3 separate regions of the Mus musculus genome follow, and regions 2 and 3 are each linked to region 1. A link is a contact called in ENCODE Hi-C or POLR2A ChIA-PET data. All regions are on one chromosome and are shown on one strand. The core of a region is the stretch at or near the end of the contact, and the rest is flanking DNA. Distances in the headings are between cores, read along the strand shown.

Evidence for each region. Hi-C counts contacts between places; a loop is a spot of excess contacts on that map. ChIA-PET counts read pairs that join two places held with the same protein, here RNA polymerase II (POLR2A).
Region 2: POLR2A ChIA-PET joins it to region 1 with 15 read pairs in Patski. The contact joins the enhancer-like site here to the promoter of Enc1 in region 1. A Hi-C loop is called at or near these places in 1 of 37 maps with a recorded cell type or tissue (Patski). POLR2A ChIA-PET finds 5 or more read pairs at or near these places in 1 of 5 experiments (Patski).
Region 3: POLR2A ChIA-PET joins it to region 1 with 23 read pairs in Patski. The contact joins the enhancer-like site here to the promoter of Enc1 in region 1. A Hi-C loop is called at or near these places in 1 of 37 maps with a recorded cell type or tissue (left cerebral cortex). POLR2A ChIA-PET finds 5 or more read pairs at or near these places in 3 of 5 experiments (Patski and embryonic stem cell).

What each region holds. Positions count from the first base shown.
Region 1 is chr13:97,238,757-97,243,386 of GRCm38, forward strand. It overlaps Enc1 (ectodermal-neural cortex 1), which reads left to right and starts at 2,349. Exons shown (of 3, transcript NM_007930.4): 1 at 2,349-2,773.
Region 2 is chr13:97,664,996-97,669,625 of GRCm38, forward strand. No RefSeq gene overlaps it. Among named protein-coding and RNA genes, the nearest start is that of Gm34087, 45 kb to the left of the region's middle. Within about 2 kb of position 1,966, at least 1 of the 3 ENCODE cell types and tissues checked has a DNase peak (open chromatin) inside an H3K27ac peak, as active enhancers do.
Region 3 is chr13:97,521,355-97,525,984 of GRCm38, forward strand. Gm41030 (a long non-coding RNA gene) reads right to left here. Exons shown (of 3, transcript XR_001781023.2): 2 at 3,915-4,072. Among named protein-coding and RNA genes, the nearest start is that of Gm41030, 3.6 kb to the right of the region's middle. Within about 2 kb of position 2,536, at least 1 of the 3 ENCODE cell types and tissues checked has a DNase peak (open chromatin) inside an H3K27ac peak, as active enhancers do.

The DNA.
Region 1 (4,630 bases), core at 1,099-3,598:
CACCGGAAGTTGCTTATCTCCCGTTAGCAGAGGAAGGGATGTGGATGGTCACTGATTTCATTTCAGAAGTTTCTAGGCTGTGATTTTGTTTTCTTGATTTGAAGCACAGGAAGTGGTAACATTAGGTAGAAAAGATACAGCGGCAGCTAACAGCTGGACTTAGCATCCTTTTAGCCCTCTTGCTTAGCCAAGCACTCTACAAAGAGAAGCGAACTTCACTGTTTACTTCATTGTGGATGCTGCAACTTCCAGGTGGGAGATGCAATAGAAACGATTATCTATCCTCTGCCAGCTGACTTCTCCTGGCAAAACCCCCAGCCAACCAGCTGACATAGGTATATATACTGCTTCCAGGCAGCAGCAGCAGTTCTAGGTGGCTTTGGGAGAAAGACAGGCATATTTTGTCAAAAGAGAAGATGTGCTAACTTCTTAATGGAACAGTGTTCCACTCCACTGGTACACATGAACTGTTAGTGCCCTAAACCCACATATTTGTGTTTGACCCAAACCCAGACAGATGAAAACAAAGAAAAAGGGCCAGAAAGTGCACAGTAGTGGGCTTTGGTGCCTCCACAGGACATAGAAATATGCTTTTAAAAGACTCGGAGACCTGTTCCTATCTTCCTCTCGTCAGAGCCTATCTCTGATGCGAACTCCGTTTCCATCCGTTTGCTTTCTATTGGTTGTAATCTTTCTCTCCTTGGGAACGGAATTCTGCCTGCCTGGCTCCTTGCTGCCCCTGGGGGCCTCCACACCTGGTTCTTACCTTGAATCCCTCGAGCTTTTTCCCTGGCTCTGTAAAGCAAAATGGAGCCAAGACGCTATCAAAAATTAAAATAGGAAACAGATTTGAAAAGGCTGTCGTGAGGCTGACGAGTTAATGCTAAGAAAGGACTTAAGAGGGCACTGTCTTTCTTTGCGATGAGCAAAATCTATCAGCCTCAATAGCAGAGGAAGCCAGAGAGAGGGAGCTGGGATAAAGGACCAACCCTGCGGGTTTCAGCAGTCTGTGGTCTCAGGAAGCGCCATGTGGAGCCTCCTGCGCCGGTTTAAACCATTGCTACGCCTGGTGTCTTAAGAAAAGGAAGACTGGGGGCGAAGCGTTGGGGAGATGAAGAGGATAGGGCAAACTCCCTGGCCACTACTGAGGCCCTGCAGGTCTCCAGCCAGGCAATTCACATCGCCAAAGACCTCTCTTTCCTCACCTGCACAATAAAGGGTTTGGGCTAATAATCTATACAATTCGTCCCTACATATCTCAAATGCCGAATAAGAGCCAACTCAAAGTGTCGTTTTAGCTCCCAGCACAGAGAGTCAAAAATGAGAGTCATAAACAGTTGTGGCCACGTTTGTTTATTTATTTATTTATTTATTTATTTATTTATTTATTTATTTAGGATAGAGTTCCTTCTTTTGCTAGGCCCTCGAGACTTTAGGTGTGTGTGTGGGGTGATGGTTGTTGTTTTTTTTGGGGGGGGGGGACACGCTATTTCTTGACTGAACTCCAGACTCCACCAACCAACCAAACCCAGGAAAGGCCAAGTCTCCGAAGGTAACAGACATCTTCCCTACCAGGAGGAGGCAGCGTGTCTGCTCCTTGGAGGAGTTGGCTTTGAATCTAGCGGCCCTGGGCGATTGGTTGCGAAACACGTGGGCCCTCAGGACCCAGCTGGGGTTGCTGCGGCTCCAGCTCCGAGCGAGACAGAGTCCTGCCGCGGCTTCCTCACCAACTTGGGGTGGAGAAGGAAGCCCCCCACAAGAGTTTGGAGTCTGGCCTCTTGCCAGCAAGTAACCCAATGTCCACTTGCGCAACCTGCAGTGTTCCCCGAGGTCCAGACCTAGGCTTCTTCCCTTGCTCCTGCGGGAACTAGGCTCTGCCTGCCGCTGGGGTGTCTAACCCAGTGAGTGCATGCGGGAGCGGTGGATCCCCAGCTTGGCCTTGGCTACTCCACTGAGCATTCTTAGGATCCCGGCACCCTCGAGCGCAGGAAAGCGCCTAGGGCTGCTTTCCCCTGAGTTGGGTGCCCCAGCCCCCGACCTAGCCTTGAATGGGGTTGACCCGAGGAGGCGAAGACCCTCCGAGCCTCTAAAACTTATTTTCTTCCCGGTCCCCGAGGGCTGCAGCTGCCCGTTGCTGAGCGAGGGCGTCCGCTTTGTCTCCGTTCGCTCCCCGCCCCACTCCCCTAGTTCCTCTCCGGCTAACCGCCCCCCCCGTCATCCCCCCCCCCAGCTCCTCCCGCTCCTGCCCGCGTAGTGGACGCGCTTCCTCCCTCCTCCCCCTAGCGAGTCTCTTTGCATACGCGCCCCCTCCCGGGCGCAACTTATAGGCCGGCGCACGGTGGCCCGGCGCAGTCAGCTCCCGCAGCCTCAGAGCCAGCGGCGCGACGGAGGCGCTGCAGAGACCCGGAGCCGACGCCAGGCGGCCGCCAGCGCTCACGCCGCAACCCCGTTCCCTCCCCCTGCGTGCAGACCGCCTTCCTCCGCGGCGCGGCCGCCGCAGGCTCACTCTCCCCTGGCTAGGCGCGCGCCGGCAGACGCTTGGCCCGGCCGGGGCGCCAGGTCCGTAGCAGCAGATCCGGAGACCGAGGTCAGCTGCCTGCCGAAACCAGCCCGGGAGCCACTACCCCGGACGCTATCGCCTCCCTTCCCAGCGCTCCTTTCTCCCCGGCGATCGCCACCGCTTCCTGGAACAGAGACGCCCTTCGTCGGCTCCCTGCGGGTGACCGAGGCAAGAACCGCAGCCGGTTGTGTGCAGAGGCCAGCCGCCACTACTGTAAGTTTGCCCTGCAACCCCAAACCTGTTGCGGGCGCCCGGGTTTCGGGCGGTGGGAGTCGGCCGCGGGGTGTGCTTGGGAGCATCGAGCCGGCGCCCGCCACCCTGGCTGAGGCTTAAGCCCAGGAGGTGCTCTCGAGGCAGAACAGTCGCTGGAGTGGGAACGGCACTGGGAGAGCAACTTGCCTCCCCTCTGCGGTGTAACGCCCGGGCAAGTATCGGTGGGTGCGAGGAACCAGGTTGGGGATAATATCCCGGCTCCTAGCAGTCTCCAGGAAGCCCAGCGCGTGGGATCGGTTCCCCAGGGTGCCTCGTAGCCGGCTTTGGGGGGCGGTGGAGGCCATGCGCAGACCTCCTCCTGCGGCCACTTGACTGCAGCCAAATGAATGAAAACTGGTTCCTGAAAAACGAGTTTCTTCTCCTGCAAGCTTTTGCCTTTTAGAATGACATTATTAATTTCAAAGGCTAGGTAGGAATTGGTGGGCGGGGTGGAGATGAAACAGTGGACTTGGACTTGTAATTTGGTGTCGTCCTCACTGGCATGTCCAGCGTGTTGAGAGTAGCCGTTGCAAGTGTTGGAGGGGACGGCGTGGCCAAGAGCTATTTTGGTAAACATCTTTATAGTGTGGCTCCGTTGTTGTCAGTAATGTGAGTGCTTGGGAACGTCTGCCTGGCTTCTTTGCTCGTGGGATCGAGATCAGGCTTAACCAGGAGAGAGATGGAGGTGCTCCCAGTGTTGGAGGCAGACGTCCTGCCTGGAAGCAGCAGGAAGTGAACTGAAGTCACTGAACTAGGTGCCCTTTTGATGTTCACAGTAATAGCAGTCTTTTTCTCTGCCTTCTTTGTAGACGCAAGTTAAGTATATGTGTGCATTTTGGGGGTCATTTCCTTAGCATGCAGATTTATGTCTCTGGGGTCTTTAAAAAATGTTGGAAAGGATGATTCGTTTTATGTTGAAGGTGTTTTTTGTATAACCGTATGTATAAATTATGTCTGGATATTTTGATGTTTGCATGATTCTAAACCAGAGAGCACGTTGTCTCCCTAGGGTCTTCAGGAGCACCTTTTGTTTTAATCATACAGTGGTTGCAAGATGAGAGATTGTGACAGTGACATTCTCTCCCAGTGGGATGGGATCCAAGGTGACAGGTTAGACTCTGCCTCCTGGTTTTCTGGGGGAGACTTAGAAAACACAGCAGCATAAACACAGGATGCAGAGTGGTGCACATCCTGTAGGCCTTCTAGACAAACTGTTTTCTTAAGTATACACCTGGTTGTGAACGTTGTTTTATACCACCCTGACTCCCCAGCCCCGTGGGATTCCAGCTCAGCCTGCTAGCACTTAGATTCTTGTGTTCCTTTCTTGGCTCTTAGCCCGAGAGGAGGCAGCTTCCTTAGACTAGAGACAATCATTTAGAGGTTTAGGCTTAAAGTCTTCCTCAAAATAACTCAGACCGAACGCATTCATTTAAATGGCATCCACGGGGATAAAGCAAGCAGATTGCAAGTGCCTGGGAGCCTGAACACTTCCTAAGCTTAGTGTCTTCACAGAGGATGCCTCCACTGGGTCATTCTGCAGAACTTTCCACATTGGGTTAAGCTGGACTAGAAGATAGAGCCTTTGCTTGAGGTGGGGGAGATGCTTGGGTCCTCTTCATCCCGCTACCCACTGGGAAGTCCTGGGTGCTGTGTGCAGGCTTCGCAACACTGAAGCTTTGTAAGTTTGATGCTTACTTGGTCTTTGGTCTTGTTTACCCCGCATGGAAAGTAACATTCCAAAACTAAGAGGAAAACAAGTTACCTCGCCTAAAGATAAGAGCGAGTGTCTCATCAGACACCTACCTTTGTTACTTTTTT
Region 2 (4,630 bases), core at 716-3,215, 430 kb after region 1:
CACAACTAATAAAGGACTATTCTCTAAAATACACAACATTTTTCTTAAAGTCAACTCTTCGAAAATGAACAAATATTTTTATTTTTAAATTTTTTTAGAGCAAATAATTTTAAATGAGAAGATCTCTCATCAGTACACACACACACACACACACACACACACACACACACGGTAATTAAATATATGAGAAGATATTCAGCTTCTCATACTGTGAACAATTAGAGGGTTGCACATTAAAGCAGCAGTGATACATCACTACAGACCTGCTAAGATGTCTAGCATTAAAAATGCTGTTGATAACAATAATAGTCAATACTGATGAGGATGTGAATCTATTGGAACACTCATTAGATGCAAGCAAGTACACTTTGGAAGACAGTTTGGCAATTTCTGGGGAAACTAAACATGCTGATACCATATGATCCAGCAACAACACTCCTTGGCATTTTCCCAAAGGAACTGAGTGTTTAAACTACACAAAACCTGCACATGATATTTAGAGTGGTTTTAGTCATAATTGCCTAAACATGTAAGAAATCAAGATGTCCTTCAGGAAGTAAACGAGCAATTAATCTATGGTATATCTAGACAATGAGATATTATTCAATACTTAAAAAAAGAAACAAATCATCAAGCCATGTAAAGGCATAGAGGAAACTTAAATATATATTAAATATTAAATATATATCAAGTTTTAAAAAGGCAAATTGAAAATCTGTATACTACATAATTTCAACTGGCTGACACTCTGAAAAACAATGAAACTATTGGGGTAAATAAAAGATTAGTGGTTGCCAAGGGTTACCTGGAGAAGGTAAGAAAGTTAAGAACATAGGTAGAACAGAAAGGATTCATATGGTAGGGTGACTACTGTGCATGACGCATGTCATATTTTATCCATCGAACTCACAGAATGAACAACACCAAGGAGGATATTAATGTGTCAGTGTAAGTCACTCATTGATAGCGGAGATTCCCCCGACCGACTGAGTAGGTGATGCTGACGGTAGGGGAGGTTAAGCCTATGAGGGCAAGTGTACAAGCTCGCTGTGCCTGTCTCCTGTTTAACTTTGCTTTGTGCCTAAAACTTTTCTTGACAAATAAATTTCTTAATTAAAAATATGTCTCATGTTGTTTGTGCTAAGCAAACCTTCTCGTGATCCGGCCCCTGTATGGTCCTTGACTTGGTATTGTTTGATCCCACCCACTTGCTTCTGGTTTATAGAACGGGGTGGGGGAGGGAGGGGGGAATGCTGTGCTTTGTTAGTGCTTCATTAGAGCCTGTGATGGCTGTAAGAGCCTGTGGTAGCCATCCTGAAGACATTTTCTTTCTTGCTAGCTCCCTTTCTGAGTCTTCACATTTCTACAATAAATGAAGCTACAGAGGCCCATGTGTCAAGACAATGGAAAGTGCCCTCTAAGCAACGGCAGGTTATTCCTAAGCCGAGTCTTCAGATGAGAACCTGCTCTCACTCTGCTAACACCTTAATTGCAGCCTTGTGTGAAACCCTGGGCAAGGGAGCCAGCCCAACCATGACTGGATTTTCTGGCTTAAGAGCAATAAGATCATCAATACTTATTTCAAGTATCTGAGTTTGGAGGATAATTTGTTTTGCAGTGATAGTCACTGTCAATAACTTTTAGTGACACCCAAGGATGGGTTGTGATTTTTTGGTTTTGGGACAATACCCCTTGAAAGGGCTTTTGGACACATCTTTTCCTGAATGTACAGTGCTGCTCTTGTCTAGTCGTTAACAAAGAAACTTTTGAAAATTGTTTCTGAATGTCACTGGCCAAGGATTCCTCAGCAGAAAGACAGAGGCTTTAAGTCATCTGCAACTTTAGCCTTAAGCTCCATTTTATGGTCTGAGTAACTCCAGTTGAAAAAAATGGAGAAAAACAATCAATGCCAAGTCGCATGATTCAGCAAAATGGAGTGTTTTGAACCAAGCAGGAGTAAGACATTTCTGAATAACAGTTATCCGGAGCTATGCCAGGTGTGGATTTCCAAACCCTGGAGTGCTGCATGCTTGCTTTCAGTCTCTGGACGCCTTCTCGTCTCCACCCACATTCACTACCTGAGTGATATCAGCCAGTCTCATGGCTTAACATCATCCACATGTTGATAGAGCCTAAAATATGTCTCATGCCTATGCCTTTGCCTTGAACTCCAGACTTTTCTCTACATCTGCCTACTCAACATCTCCATGAGGATGGCTAATGTAGGTATCTTAAACTTAACATGTCAATATTCAAACCTTCGCTTCCCTTCTATTCTTCAAACTTAAAAAAAAAAAAAAAACTCAAGCCAAAAAAAAAAAAATCTTGGAGTTGTTCATGACTCGTCCTGTTCTTTCTTGATTTATATTTAAGCCCATTAGCAAATCCCTTTAAAGTTCTTCCTTTGAAATAGCCCAGGATCTGGCTGCTTCTCACAACTGTCATGTGAATCTTCATCATCCTTCCTAGGCGGCGTTGCTATAGCAATCGTCAGATCCTTTCATTTTTACTCACAGTACTGCAGCGGTACTCAGACTAGAAGCTCCAGGTGGTAGAAGGAGCATGCTGCTTTGGGTGCCCTTCCCTCTCAGTGCTCCTTTCTCCCGTCTCCAGTCACACTGGCCTTTTCCTTCCATACGTCTGGAGCAGGGCCCTCTTGTGATGAGTTTCCATGACTGTTCATGGCATTTTTAATTCAAATATTGCACAAGTCATTCATTCTATTCTTTAGATCTTTGCTCAGATATTGGAGGAGCACCATGACCTTGCTTTTAGAACCCTCTATTCCCCTTTCCTGTTTTAGAGTCAGAACCTCATGATATAGCTCAGCCTGGCCTCCTGTTTGTGTTCCTCCAGCTTTTGTTAGCCATGGCCTTGAATTATAGGCATGCACCACAATTCCCAGTCCCGTTTCGTTTCCATCTACATTATTTTTTTTCTCCCTATGACCTACCATCTATTTTACACTGAAATACAACACAATAGTGTGAACTCCATTGGGCAGACATTTTGTTTCCATGGTGCCCAGAACAGCCCAGGGATCAGGCTAGACATTGCTAATTAGTTGTGGATGAACAAAGGAAGTTCTTAACCTACCAGCCTCTTTTTCATTTTCTGTTCTCATTATATAGGTATCCATGTGGTAGTTTCCTGAGAACCTGAACTCAAAAGAATCCACATAAAGACAGATGGGGGATTGTCTTGTGAGTAAAGACCTACTGTGTAAGAAGGATAAGGAACAAAGTTTGGATTCTCAGCACCAAAGGAAACCCAGGGTGGGTGTGGAGGCCCACCTGTGATCCTAACCCTGGAAGATGGAAACTGAAGCTCCCCAGAGCAAGCTAACTAGCTAGGTTAACAGAATTGGCGAGCTATGGGTGCAGATGAGAGGCCTTGAATCAATACATAAGGTGGGGAGGGATTGAGGAAGACATCAGACGCCAACTTTGGCCTCTAAACACTGGCATACACATTTTCACATGCACCTTACAAACACATGCATTCATACACATGTGAACATGCAGACATACATACATATTCCACATGCATATCCATGCTGAAGTAAAAACAACAACAACAAAAAAACCAAACACCCCCCCAAAAAAAACCCTGGTCTTAAGGAAAAGGTACTCTTTCTCTCTAATACACAATTGTGTGAAGTCTGATCTTAATATACTGATATTAATTTAAGCATAGCAGGAAAATGTTTGGGAGGTTCTGTAGTGTGAAATAATTAGAATATTAAATCCCACAGGGGTCTACTCCATAATTAATAAGGGCAAGGTTTCTAAATGCAGGAGGCATGCATATGCATGTTTTAAGTGAGTTAAAGGAACAATAGACTTAAGAGCAAGGTTTTAGAATATTCTCTCAGATCTTGCTCATCTGTAGACATAGAAAGTCACACAGTGCCTTGTCATTAGCAAGTGGCTTTCTTCCTAGACAAGAACGTTTATAAATAACACGAGAATTGATTATCAAAAGACCTGCCCCAGCACTGGAAAGAAATGCTTGAGCAGAGAGGAGCCAGGATTCATGAATATACTGGCTCACATTCTTTTCTGCTGGCATGCTTGAGAGGAGGAGCTAAGGCCTTGCTTGCTGAATTAGGGCGAGTTGGCAATGAGAACTCAGAACGCTTTGGCATTTGCTAGTTTGAAGCTTAACCTTCTGAATAGTTGAGTGTAATTACATGTGGTTTCTTAAAAGAGGCTCGAACAAAGCAAATCATTTCAGGAATGTCCTAAAAGACATATTTAGAGGAGCTATGCTTTGGTCCCTGTAGACCTGACTATACCTGTAAACAGACTTCTTCCTCTTGAACTGATGGAATGTTCAACGGCACAAAAGACAGTAATCTTTTCAACTCAAATTCCTCCTGATGCATGGTATCCAACCCACCTAAAATGTTCCTTGCCTGTAATTCTTTAACATATGCAACCTGATCTTATGTACCAAGCCGGGGAAATGAGCAAGGGAGCGTTAACCCAGTGAGGGCCAGTGGAACGGAGCAGTGAACAAAACTTGTGAAAGAGATTTTAATAAAAGAAGATACAGTTACCTAGTGTTTCATTTCAGTATTCACCTGGCAAAAGGCCAGTCTGGGCGTTTAGAAACATACAGGCTTTGT
Region 3 (4,630 bases), core at 1,286-3,785, 280 kb after region 1:
CCAGCTGTATAGGTTGGGTAGCCCACAATGGCCTGAATGCTGAAGAGGCTAGAATTTCAGTAGTAGCCTAGCCCTGTGTAGCTGGATGGCGGAGGCAGCTGGGGCAGCTACAACAGCAACAGATCCATACAACGGCCAGAAATGAAGGGGCGCAAGCAAGCAGTAAAGGGCTGCGCCCTGTGATTTCTTTGTGTTTGGGCTACTTTGCATTTGATACCCCTCACTCTGGGGAACAGTCTGCTACCCTCAGACAGTCCTTCCTGGAAACGATACAGACCTCCTCAAAGATACGTCTCTTAGCTGATTTAGATGCCATCAATTTTATGATCATGATTTGCCGTCACATCTGGGTTTTAATCTGGATTCTACCACTGGACAAATCAGTGGGCCACTGGATAAGTCACTTTGGCCTTGAAGCCTATTTTTTCTTGTTTACAAATATAAGCTTTATAGCCCCTCCCACCCAGACTTGAGAACATATGGGAGGGGGGAGAGAGAGAGAGAGAGAGAGAGAGAGAGAGAGAGAGAGAGAGAGAGATCTTCCTTTTATATGGATAGTGCCATAACCACAGGTAAAGGTGGGAGGTAAGCCAAGTGGATTCTGGGAATATGGTGACTGTTGCCTTGGCAACAGGTGTGAGGGTCTCCCTGTCACCTAGATGTGATATCACTGGGTTGGGAGATCCTGATACCAGCATGGGTGACTTCTGGCCAGGTCTTTTTGCCCTCCTCACCCAGCTCAGGTCTCCAGAGGCTGCCTAGGCTGCTCATGCTAAGCTTACCATGGGTCTGGGTTTACCGGATTCACAGCAAGGGCGGGGCAGCTGGAGTGGGCTGCCCAATACCAGCAGAGGAACAAATCATCGAATGTTAAAATAATGACAAGATCATGTGACGTGGGATCTGCTTATCACCAACTCTAAATAGTGTAATAAGGAAATATTTGGGGGGCCTGGAGAGATGGCTCAGTGGTTAAGAACACTTGCTGCTCTTGCGGAGGACTTGTATCTAGGTCCCAGCACCTACGTGGGTGCTCATAACCGTGCTTTGAGTCCCAGGGCATCAGTCATGCTCTTTCGGCCTTTTTAGGCATCAGGTATGCCTGTGGAGCACATACATACATTGAAGAAAAACACTCCTACACACAAAATGTAGATAAGTATTTTTTAAAGGAAGAAAATATTATTGTCTTGGAGAAAAATTTAGCAATTTAACTAGTGCATAATAGAGGTCATTACTACTAGGATCGAATGATGCCTATGTGGCTATACATAAATGTATCAAATCAGCACGTTTTACTATAAGTCTTTTGGAAAGTATATTTTTCGTGGATGCTAATCCAAAGGGTGCCTGCTTGTGTCGAAATAAGCTTGCTTTCATTTGGAAAGTCTGCTCATGATGGTTTGGAAGCCTCGGAGTTCACACTGCCCCTTGCCTGTGTTTGCCTGTGTTACAGCAGTAGATTTGAAACAATGACCCCGAAGGACAAAGAAACAGAACTGGAAGTGCCTCCGTTTTTATTGTCCTGTGTGAGCTGCTGGTTTGAGTTAAAAAATGGGGAAACAACTTTCAGGTTGTTAATTACATTCTCGCTGACTAGATGACCTTTTCTGCTAAGTGTGGTGTATCTATGGGTTAATTATGTGGTGTATTTATGGAGTATGACACATTTGTTAAGTGTGAGCTAATCCACATAGGAAGTATTTTACTGAATTTGAAATAGAATCTTTAACATTGAACACGTTCTTGCATTACAATTATAGTTGTTTAAAAACTAAAAATAAATCTAGTAAATATAATATTACCACAGTGGCGTAAATTAATAATAGCCTGATTTATAATTTTATAGGCATTTTGTTTTATTAGAATTTACTAGGGTTTTGTAGACAATTCTTCGCAGAAAAGTCTGTATTGTAATGAGGAAGATCAAAATTCAAACTAAGGTGAAAATCTAGTAGATACAGTTGTACACGTTTATGTAGAACTTTGTTAAGTCACAAGTGTCTTGTCTTTCTCTTTGTCAATATTAAACATATCCAGTGGAATAAGGGAAAATGTCTTTTCTAGCTCCACAGTTTTTAAGAATTTGATTGAGAGTTATGGAGATGAACGCTTTCTTTAGCTGAGTGGAGGAAGGGCACTGAGGATGGCTTTTCTATTGTCCGAGGCACAGCTAATATACAACGTGCGTCTCTTCTCTTGCACATGTGCAAGAAGGCGGGACCCAAAGGACAGGGCCTCCCATTCTTCCAGTCCTGCTATCTTCCACTTTAAGGAAAATAGCAGCAGCAGCAGCAGTCGTCAAAACAAATAGGTTCTCCAAGCCCAGGGCAAATATTTCCATCACGTTCCCTCCCAAATGGCCCAGACTCAGACTTCCTTCAGTCTACTTCAGACATCCAACAGTCGTCCTGTAAACTCCGCTCAGCCTGCAAGCCATGCTGGAGAGAGCAGCTATGTCACAAGCCTTCCTCCTTGAAGCGGGTTGATTTCCCCGGTTGTCTCAGGCAGCGAATAGTCTGAGTGCCCTCCTGACACAGATGTAGACTTTAATTCCTGCCGAAGACAAGAGGAAGCTTTGGGCAGTCAGAAGCCATGTCGCCCCATCACTGAGCCCAGTCTGGGAGTTAATTACATTGTAACGCCTTTGTTGCCCGGAGCCTGGAGTTCCCCTTCTGTTCTTTCCTTCCCTTTAAAAAAGTCTACCTTTTTTCCCTCCGAAGTTGTTCACGGAGGGCTAGAAAGAGTCCTTAGGGCTGTAGCTGCTTACCACACGGTAACTGGAGCTCTTTCACAAATGCTTTGTTTACTTGGCAGTCTGTCTTTGGATCATAAAAGCCTAGATTTGCATATAGCCATGGCACTGTTCTCTACCATGCTGGAGGAGGCCAAACCAGGTCAGGGCTAAAATGCTCAGTGTAGCGAGTCACAGGCAGGCAGACAGGCAGCTAATCTATTTCCCTGGCATGCCATTAACATAGGTGAACACAAATCCACATCAAGCCCCGGTTAGTTTTTAAAGGCCATATTTACAGCCCATTAGCAGTTAGGGCCAGTGAGAACAAGGCCACTGGTGGTTCGTATGCAATCCATCCATGTAATTAAAGGTGTGGAAGAACAGTATCGAGCTGGAGGGGGCGAAGACAACCTAACCTAGGAATAGATGAACAATGGCGGGGTGTTCCTGCCTTTCCCGCTTCTCTTCTCTTTTAGTATCAGCATGTTTCTTTTCCTCCACACTCTGTGCTTGTCTGTCTGTCTGTCTGTCTGTCTGTCTGTCAGTCAGTCTGTCAGTTGTCGATCCCTCTAAATTCTTTTTTTTTTTTTTTTAAAGATTTATTTATTTATTATATGTAAGTACATTGTAGCTGTCTTCAGACACACCAGAAGAGGGAGTCAGATCTCGTTAAGGATGGTTGTGAGCCACCATGTGGTTGCTGGGATTTGAACTCTGGACCTTCGGAAGAGCAGTCGGGTGCTCTAACCCACTGAGCCATCTCACCAGCCCCCCTCTAAATTCTTAATTTAACATTAAGTAAATTCTTGTAGAAATATTAACAAATAGAGCAAGTGTTTACTTCATTGTCCCAATTTCCAGCCCCGCCCATCAGATTTCTGAGCAGTCTCGTCACTGGGGGTGGGGTGGGGGTGGAGGTGGGGTAGAGGAATACACATTACTGAGGTGATCAGAAATGCCCCTGCCCTTCTGATTCTGAGAACCTGGGCTTTCCTGTCAGATGCTGTTCTTAAGTGTTTAGGAAAAATCAACACAAAGTAAATATTCAACTCGGAGGAAATAACTTTCCGCTGTTATCAGAGCACACCCTAGACTCCAAGCTGAGGTGCTGGGGGGCAGGGTATGGGAATCATTTCACAGGGCCTCCAAAGATGCTGCTGGTGGAGGGCCCCCCTACCTGCAGGTGTTGAATGCACGGAGCAGAGGGGCATGCTGGGAGAAAAAGAGTCTGCATCCAGTTTGCAACCCTGAGCGACGCTGAAGGAGGCAGGATGTAATTACCCCTGGTGCATTTCTTTGCTTCCCATCCTCAAGGAAGTCTATAATTCTTCCTCACTTGAAAAAAAAAAAGGAAATTAGGATCACAGTGCCAGTCAGTGCTGTGTGGGACTGTGAAAGGCAGCTGAGTTCCCAGTTGAGCTAAGGCTTGAAACCCGGAAAACCCTGAAGGGATGGTGGGCCCCTGTCTCTAGCCACAGCTCTCCATAGATTTGTGGCCATCAGTCATGTAAAGGTAGCGCCCTAAGCCCCTCCATATGTAGAGGAACCTTCTTGGTTACTGAAATGGATTCTTTTGCTGCTATTAGCTTTAAGATCTAGTTTTTCCTTTTATTCATGTCTACGTGTGTATCTTTTATGTGTAAGTACTTGCTATATGCCCGTGGAGGCCAGACATTCTGTTTAGAATATTTTTCTTTTCCATCTTTCTTATTCCTCTTTAAAAGTCCTCAAATATGGTATGCATACAGAAATCACAGTATAACAAAATGAACATCAAGTTTACACTGATCTCTTTGAACGGTGGCTCTCGACCTGTGTGGGTCATGACCCCTTTGGAGGGTCACACATCAGATATCCCAAATATTAGACTTTTCACTGTGATTCACACCAGTA